3 separate regions of the Homo sapiens genome follow, and regions 2 and 3 are each linked to region 1. Evidence: chromatin contacts called from ENCODE Hi-C or POLR2A ChIA-PET data. All regions are on one chromosome and are shown on one strand. Each heading gives the region's core, a stretch centred on a gene start or an enhancer-like site at or near the end of the contact. The rest is flanking DNA. Distances are from core to core; before and after follow the strand shown.

Evidence for each region. Hi-C counts contacts between places; a loop is a spot of excess contacts on that map. ChIA-PET counts read pairs that join two places held with the same protein, here RNA polymerase II (POLR2A). Pooled maps may share reads with other maps.
Region 2: a loop to region 1 is called in a pooled map, with 7 times the contacts of the local background. The contact joins the promoter of C2CD2L here to the promoter of TMEM25 in region 1. A Hi-C loop is called at or near these places in 5 of 50 pooled maps. POLR2A ChIA-PET finds 5 or more read pairs at or near these places in 3 of 52 experiments (H1, HepG2 and naive thymus-derived CD4-positive, alpha-beta T cell).
Region 3: a loop to region 1 is called in a pooled map, with 5 times the contacts of the local background. The contact joins the promoter of HYOU1 here to the promoter of TMEM25 in region 1. A Hi-C loop is called at or near these places in 5 of 50 pooled maps.

The regions. Positions count from the first base shown.
Region 1 is chr11:118,529,766-118,532,550 of GRCh38, forward strand. TMEM25 (transmembrane protein 25) reads left to right here and starts at 1,427. Exons shown (of 9, transcript NM_032780.4): 1 at 1,427-1,469; 2 at 2,010-2,106; 3 at 2,385-2,696. The coding sequence starts at 2,037. TTC36 (tetratricopeptide repeat domain 36) reads left to right here. Exons shown (of 3, transcript NM_001080441.4): 3 at 889-1,228. The coding sequence ends at 1,151. It overlaps TTC36-AS1 (TTC36 and KMT2A antisense RNA 1), which reads right to left and starts at 1,010. Exons shown (of 3, transcript NR_120574.1): 1 at 739-1,010. RefSeq lists silencers at 1-183, 705-984, 1,105-1,544, 1,575-1,674.
Region 2 is chr11:119,105,893-119,108,677 of GRCh38, forward strand. C2CD2L (C2CD2 like) reads left to right here and starts at 1,452. Exons shown (of 14, transcript NM_001290474.2): 1 at 1,452-2,203. The coding sequence starts at 1,850. RefSeq lists silencers at 1,287-1,736, 1,807-2,086.
Region 3 is chr11:119,055,755-119,058,539 of GRCh38, forward strand. HYOU1 (hypoxia up-regulated 1) reads right to left here and starts at 1,451. Exons shown (of 26, transcript NM_006389.5): 1 at 1,266-1,451; 2 at 316-413; 3 at 1-89. The coding sequence starts at 406. RefSeq lists enhancers at 549-1,049, 1,050-1,549, 1,909-1,958 and silencers at 1,029-1,308, 1,399-1,678.

The sequences.
Region 1 (2,785 bases), core at 177-2,676:
TGGTGATTCCAACTGGAGATTCCTCCAGACCAGCTCCTCCGAGGGAAACCAAGGAGTACTGCATTCTGAGCGCTTCTCCGGAGGCTCAGGCTCTTTGGGGGACTAGAGAACATGAGTGAATTGAAGCAGAGCCCGAAAGAAGCCAGCCTGGTGGACTTTAAGAAGGTGGCTGGCTGCCTGAAGTTCTGAGTTCAGAGTTCTGAGGCCCAACCCAAGTATTTTATGAGAATAATAACAATAAAAATGGTGCAGGCCAGCTCTGGCTCCAGGACCAAGGAAATTAGATACATGGAGATAACCAAAGAATGATGAAAGGCAATCAGTCCAGGATACAGGGGAGAGAGAAGGTGTTCTAAAGAAAGCAATGGAAAAGAGAAAACGGCCCTCAAAAGGAAAACAATGAGAAACTGTCTTGATTGTACTTGTAAGAAATGATTGTGCGGTTAATATTATTTTTTGAACCCTGACATTCAGAGTCAGTCACCTGGCACATAGTGGATGCTTAATAACAGGTGTGGAATAAATTGGCTGCTACTTGCCCGGGCAGTGGGCCAGACTCATAAACATAGTGGCCATTCAGAATCCTGCAACGTTCATGTTTTCGTGTATTAGCGGTGGAAAATAATAGGAACAAGGCGAGACCTGGACTTCAGTCCCAGCTCTGCCACTAAGTGGCTTGGCTGTAGAGCTTAACTCTTCCACAGTCTTCATCTGTGTAATGGGAATAACGATCCGTACCTCTAGCAGGTGCGAGGCGGGTTGTAAATGGCCACGCCCGGGAGCCGCAAGAACCACGGTGATCCGCGCGGCCGCAGGTGGGCTGGGGCTCGGGCAAGGCCGCCCTGGCCTCCGCTGACCCCCGCCCCGCCCGTCTCGTCGGTCCCGCAGGCGCCCTGGAGGATCTGGAACGCGCGGTGGAGCTGAGCGGCGGCCGGGGCCGCGCCGCCCGCCAGAGCTTTGTGCAGCGCGGACTCCTGGCGCGGCTGCAGGGCCGAGACGACGACGCCCGCAGGGACTTCGAGAGGGCGGCACGGCTGGGCAGCCCCTTCGCGCGGCGCCAGCTGGTGCTGCTCAACCCCTACGCCGCGCTGTGCAACCGCATGCTGGCCGACATGATGGGGCAGCTGCGCCGCCCCCGTGACAGCCGCTGAGCGCCGCGGACCCGGGCGTCCGCGGGCGAGGGGACGGGACTGGGCCCTGAACCAATAAAGCCGTCGGGCCTCACCGACTCCGCCTGCTCCTGCGTCCTGCCCGCGCCCGGAGAGAAGGGCACTCGGGGGTACTCGGCGCGGGCTGGGGACCAGCCGGGGGGTGGTGAGCCGCGGCCGCCCACCTGCCGGGTAAGGGCCCCTCGGGCCCGTGGTCGGGCATCGATTGGCCCCGCCTGGCGCAGCCCCCGCCCCTGCAGCGGACTGCGGTGCTCATCAGACCTGAGCAGTTGCTCCGGCGGCGCTCGGGGAGGGAGCCAGGTGAGCCGCCCCGGTGGCGGGGGGCGGGGGCGGGATGCTCGGCGACCCCACCCTCCGACCCTCTCCTCTTCCGCCGACATCCACCGGAGCCACCAACATCAGGAAAGGGGGCGTAGGGCGAGGGATGGGAGAGAGAACAGGGCAGGAGAGAGGATGGGAACAGGGCAGGAGAGAGAATAGGATTAGGAGAAAGGCGATCCCTTTGGGGGAGGGGCGCGTGGAGTATGTGTGTGAGTGTGCGTGTGTGCAAGGTGTGGTTGCACGGATGCTCGTTGCTTCTGCGTATCTGCGGGTGTGTGCCTCTTTGTATTGTAGCCTGGAGTCAGTGCTCGCTTCTGCGCCTGCAGGATGTCCATGTGTCTGCTGGGTGGGTCTGTGCCTTTGGGCTTTGCCGTTCGTGTCCGTGCCTTCGCCACTGGGGGCTGGTCTACATTTGCGTTTCCGTACATGGTTCTTTTTGTTTCTGGAGAGTAAATTCCTGGAGCAATTGCTAGGCCTGCCTGCTGTCACCTGGCTGACAGGCCCGCCCCCTTCTCTCAGCAGCCTAGGGCCTAGGCCCGGGCCACCATGGCGCTGCCTCCAGGCCCAGCCGCCCTCCGGCACACACTGCTGCTCCTGCCAGCCCTTCTGAGCTCAGGTACACCCCTGTTCAGTCGTTGACCAAGTCCTTCTGGGTTCCAAAGCCCCCTCTCTCCCCTGTCTGCACTTCTGTTTGGGTACCCACTCCAGGCCCCAAGCCCTGGAGTCCCTGTCCCCTTCACCCACCTACCCTAGGTCCAACCAGCCAGTCCCTGGTGAGAGGACTCAGGTGCCCTTTCCTTTGGCCTGCTGCTCTTCTCACTGGGCCAATTCCTGGTCACAGCACAGTACCAACCGTGCCTGAGCCCTTCCCAGAGGCCTCCTGCTGTGTTCCAGGTTGGGGGGAGTTGGAGCCACAAATAGATGGTCAGACCTGGGCTGAGCGGGCACTTCGGGAGAATGAACGCCACGCCTTCACCTGCCGGGTGGCAGGGGGGCCTGGCACCCCCAGATTGGCCTGGTATCTGGATGGACAGCTGCAGGAGGCCAGCACCTCAAGACTGCTGAGCGTGGGAGGGGAGGCCTTCTCTGGAGGCACCAGCACCTTCACTGTCACTGCCCATCGGGCCCAGCATGAGCTCAACTGCTCTCTGCAGGACCCCAGAAGTGGCCGATCAGCCAACGCCTCTGTCATCCTTAATGTGCAATGTGAGTGGCCCTGAGGTGGGCAGGGAGATAGGTTCTTTGCCCAGGGACCCCCAGCACCCACCAGGCAGGTGGTCCGCAGGACATTTAGC
Region 2 (2,785 bases), core at 202-2,701, 580 kb after region 1:
CATAACCTGCTCCCCTAAACCCTAGCTGCTCTTCCCACTGACAGCTTCCTCCTGCATCCCTGGTTCTGGCCCTGAGTTCTCTCCTCCCTTGATTTCATGTCTTCTCCTCCCTTTGAGATTAGAAACCCAGACTCTAGGAATCTCCACTGATTTGGCAGTCCAGTGACAATGCATGGGCAGGGCCACAGGAGGTTACCTCATTCACCCCCACCTCTCCCCATCATTCCTTACAGGGAAATCTAGGGAGGCCCAGGCTACCCCACCACCTCCTCTGGCTCAGACAAACCTGTTGCTGACCTGTCAGTTTCTGTCTAGCCCTGCCATCCCACACTTCAGAAGGCATTGTTTATTCTCTTATTCTCATGTGCTCATTCCTCAGACAACTACTTGGGTTTGGGAGAAAGATACTTAACACCTTTCCATCCTACCTCTTTAAGAAAGGGACTGTGTGCCAAAGACCTTCCCACATGTATGAAGAAGGGGCTCTTGGGAGAATGTGAATTCCCCCAGGATTCCTTTGAATCCTTTTGCAGGTATTTCCTTCCCCTGTCCTCAGCAAGCATTGATGAGCCCCAGTCCTGTAGAGGTTGAATCAACTCCTTGAGTCTAGGAAAAGATGGCTTCTGAGGCCAGAGGTTGGGCAGTGTACCTACAGCACCATTTCTTGGGAGCTTGTTGGGATATCACATACTTAGAGTGGCAAGGTCTTGTGGCTGAATCTATTGATAGTCCAGTGCTACATTGCCAGCTCCCTTGTCATTACCACCCCCTCTACACGTGCTCCATAGGCAGGAGCTGTTACTATGGAAATACATTATTTTTAAAAACAGACACACAGCCTGGGCTTGGGAATCTCCAGAACAAACCTACACGAGCAAGGAGGTTAATGGGGCTGTTTCTGGGTCCAAGCTCCAAGAGGAAGGAGGGTGATGATGGTGGGGGGAATTCAAATTCGGTGTTCTACTCTCAACCTCTCCCAGCTTCAGGTTCTGCTTTCTCTCTGTTGACATCAGCTGGACCTCTGCCAGACACTTCTATCTGGGAGGGACGCTCTGCGTCTCCTTACCCTGGGCCTAGCTTCCCCCAGGAAATGGGAAGCTAGAAGTCGCTGAGTCTGGGGGTGTTGGGAGAAGGGGGCGGTGATTTCCACAGGGGTCACCTCCTTCTTAACCTCACAGGCGTCCGACCTGTGGAAATCTAACAAGCATAGGGGAAAGCAAAGGCAGCATCTTAGGTAAGTGAAGTTACTCTTGCCTTGAGCTGAGTGTGGGAGCACCGCGATTGCAAGATGGGGCGAGGTGATCAAAGATCCCGCCTATTTTCAACCCCGGAACCTCCTCCGCTCGCTGCTAGCCCTCCCGCCCTCCTCCAGCGAGGGAGCGCCAGGCTGTCCTGGCCCCGCCCGGCGCGGGTGCGGCTCCTTTAAGGGCGGGTGGGGGCGGGGCGCCGGCGGTGTTGTCAGTGTCAGCTCTGCGCACGCAGCCCTCCCGGAGCCGGTGCCGGCCCGCGAGCCCCAGCGTCTCTGCAGACCAGTCCCCTCCAGGGTCCGGCGGGGCCCGCGCGGTGGGAGGAGTCGGGCACTGGCCGGCGACTAACGGGTCCGACTGCTGACCAAGCTAGGAGAGACCCGGACCACGGAGACAGAGACCCCGGCATCGCGACCCCCGAGGACCTCCTCTCCTCGCCCTGTGGCACCCACTAGTCCTGGGCACTCAGCCGCGGAGAGCCCCCGACCCCGCGCGCCCAGCCCCGGGGGAGCCCACCTCCTCCCCGCGGCCCGCCCGGGCCATGCTCCCCCGGGGCAGCGGGTGAGCCCCAGCCGGGACCGGGATCGGAGCCCGCGCGGAGCATGGATCCGGGCTGGGGGCAGCGGGACGTGGGCTGGGCGGCCTTGCTGATCCTCTTCGCCGCCTCGCTGCTCACGGTGTTCGCCTGGCTGCTGCAATATGCCCGGGGCTTGTGGCTGGCGCGGGCCCGCGGGGACCGGGGCCCGGGACCCGCCTTAGCCGGGGAACCCGCGGGTTCCCTGCGGGAGCTGGGCGTGTGGCGCTCGCTGCTGCGGCTGCGGGCGACTCGGGCTGGCGCCGCCGAGGAGCCAGGAGTCCGGGGCCTCCTGGCGTCACTCTTCGCCTTCAAGTCTTTCCGGGAGAACTGGCAGCGGGCTTGGGTGCGAGCGCTGAACGAGCAGGCCTGCAGAAACGGGGTGAGTTGGACCAAGCGCTTGGGTGGTCCCTTCAGCCTTTCCTTCCAGGGGAGGGACTGACTGCTCGTGCTAGGAGGCCAGACGAGGGTGGGCATAAACTGGGGAACCCTATGGCTTCTCTTCCCCTCCCGGATCAGAGAAAAGGGTGCCGCTAAGGCTGGAGGTTGTAGAAATCCAACTGGGTCCCCAGACTTCCATTTCTGTGGGCAAGGTACTCTGGTTCCAAACCCATGCACAAGTTGCTGTTCTCATAGCAACGCTAATCCCTGTGCCTGAGGGCACTTCCGCCTTGCCTGGGTGCTGGTTGTGTTGGGGCATGGGAGACAGGTGCACCTGCAGAAGGAATTTGCCTGCTTCTCATGCCACCACACCCATTTAACATTTCATGCCCCAAATCCCTGGTGTGGTCAGGCAGATCCCCAAGGAGCCTGAATCACCCCCCTACCCGACAGTAATTTCACTGCTACAGTCAAACACATCCTTCTCCTCCATGCTGGCCTGTGGTTCACTGGGGGTTGGGGAGTGTTCAGGTGGAGAGCAGATTGACAGTGCCCCTACCAGTAGATGAGCTTGGAACTGCCC
Region 3 (2,785 bases), core at 201-2,700, 530 kb after region 1:
CAAGACAATTTCCATGGGCACTCCAGGTTTGACAATGGCCACCTTCATGGACTCACTGCCCAGGTCCACAGACATCACTGCCAGTGTATCTGAAGGGAAAAGAGGTTTGTCAGTTAGCTCTCCCTTCGCCCACCTTCCTGGGACTCCCTCTAATCAAAGCATACCACTTTCCATGGGTAAACGAAGATGGCAAAAGACAAAAAGGCCTGGACCTAACAACTCAAGAGACTTCTGGCCAACAGCCCCAAGCTCAATTCCCATCATGCATCCTTCAGTCATCATTTATCCATTTGCTCCCTCTACTGGGGTACATACCACTCAGTGCCAACAGGTCTGCCAAGAGCACAGCCACCAAGGCCCAACAGACTCGCCTCCTCGGCCTCTGCCTCCTAACTTTGTCTGCCATAGTGCCCCTGGGGGAGGCGAAGAAAGAAAACACTTAAAACTGGATACCCGGAGTGAAGGAGACAGAATCACATCCCAGAACGGAGAGGCTGTAAGATTCATATCTACTTCATTCTTACCCAGGGCAGATCAGCCTACTTCTCCCCTTCTCCCTCCTGATGGGTACAAACCATTCTCTAATCATCCCAGCAGCGCCCACACAAAGGCCCAAGTGAAAGAGCATGGGTCCTCGGCTTTGCCACATCCCTAAACAGAGAAGCTAACAGGACAAGAGAAAGGAGACCCGAGCCTTTTGTCCACCACACAGGCAGTGAGTGGCGCACCGCAGCACTGTGCCTGTTGTCAGACACCTGGGGTGCGGCCAGGGATCCCCGCCCAGGGCTCAACCACCTCCCCACACCTGGAGCTCCCCCGCTGACGGGGAAAGCCAGCTGGGCCTGGACGGGAAGAGAAAGGTAATGACGTTGGGGGTAGCTAGGATGAAGGAAAGGCCTATCTCCTCCTCGGCATCCCTGCGGGTTGTCCCGCCCCCTCCCCTTTCCCAGCTCACTCCCCGGCCCCGCTGTGCCCACAGACGCAGTGCCAGGGGCGGTAAGGTTCCCCGCCCGGCGGGTAGCCGTTACCCGGTGTTCACCTAAACCCCACCTGACGAAGGCGGCGGCTCCCACTCCCGGAAACGGATCCCGGCCCGCCCCAGCAAGTGGGGACAGACCGGGGGCCGAGCTGCGTGCCCCCCGGTGCGAGGCCGAGCGCCCGGCGTCCGCGCGGCCCTCCCTTGCGCTCCCGACCCGCCCCCGGAGCTCGCACGCTGTCTCCCCTAGGAGGGGTGGCCGGCCCGCACCTCCATCCACCCCCGCTACCTCTTGCCTCCGCTCCTGCGGCCCCAGCTCTGGGACAGACGCGGCACGAACGTACCCACGAGGCCGGCAGCGCCCCCCACCCGCGCCCTTCACAACTCCTCTCGGTTTGCAAACTGTTACATTAGCCACCAACCTCTCGGCGGCGTCTCGCGCACCAGCCGGCCCCGGACGCGGCGCGCGCTCATTGGAGCCTCGGCCGCCCGGCCCTGCGCTGCGCGCCCGGCCCCGCCCCCGCCGCCCCGGCGCGCGTACTCATTGGACCACGTCCCAGGCCCCGCCCCCTCCCTTTGCCAGCCTTGTAATGGGGCGGCGGAGGGGACCAGCCACCGGTTGGGCAGAAGCAGCCGGCGTCGGCCTGGGATTGGACCACGTCACGGGGCCAGCGCGCTCCACTCCTTCCTCCCCAGCGCCGGCCCCGGGGCGACCGCGGGACCTTTTCCGGCGCTGGATGCTTTGCTGCCGGGGTTCGGGAGTGACCTGCGCCTAGAGCAGGTCGGGCGCACTGCAGTCCCGCACTCGGGGCTCTTCTTCCGGTCACCTGTAGAGCCCGGCCGAGGAATGGAATAACAGGCGTCCTGTCCGCAGCCCCGCGGAGGGGGCGCTGGCCTGCCGGTTAGTATTGAGGTGCCCTAGGCTTTGGATAGACGTTGGAGAATGGCTGTCCCTCGGACTGAGTCCGTCGCAACCCCCTCTGTTTTACTGAGGAAACTGAAGCCACAGAAAAAGATGTTTGCTGATGGGTCAGAGATAACCGATGCATTCGTCGCAGAATCTGGCCAGGATTTCTTAGGTTAAGCCCCACTCATTTGTATAAGAAAGAATATTCCAAACTTAAGTACTACACACAAAAGACACTTTTATTTGTGAGGCTATAGTTGGTTGAGCTTGTGTGCACCTTCTCCTATTTCTGTTCTATTAAATCTTGTGAACATTTCTCTACTCTTTAGCTGTTTCTGTCATAGAATGACAGAAGCACCTCACTGCCTTCTCTTTTAACTTACAGCTCCATAGAAATGTGCGCAGTCGCCCGGGCGCGGTGGCTCACGCCTGTAATCCCAGCATTTTGGGAGGCCAAGGCGGGCGAATCACTGGAGGTCAGGAGTTCGAGACCAGCCTGGCCAACATGGTGAAACCCCGTCTCTACCAAAACTACAAAAATTAGCCAGGCGTGGTGGCGGGTGCCTGTAATCCCAGCTACTCACGAGGCTGAGGCAGGAGAATTGCTTGAATCCGGGAGGCAGAGGTTGCTGTGAGCCCAGACTGCGCCACTGCACTCCAGCCTGGGCGACAACAGCGAGACTCCTTCTCGAAAAAGAAATGTACGCAGTCCTTGGAGACTGCATTTTCCTTAAGTGTGGATGGAAATAAGTCATCTGTTTTCTCTCCTACTAAGTTGATGCCTGGCCACCCTTCACAGAAAGGCCCGCTTGAAGACCCTGGCTGTCAGGGCCAGGGTTGTGTCAAGCCTGAACTTGTTTAAGGAGCTCTTAGCTCTTCCTTTCTCTACATTTTTCGTGATG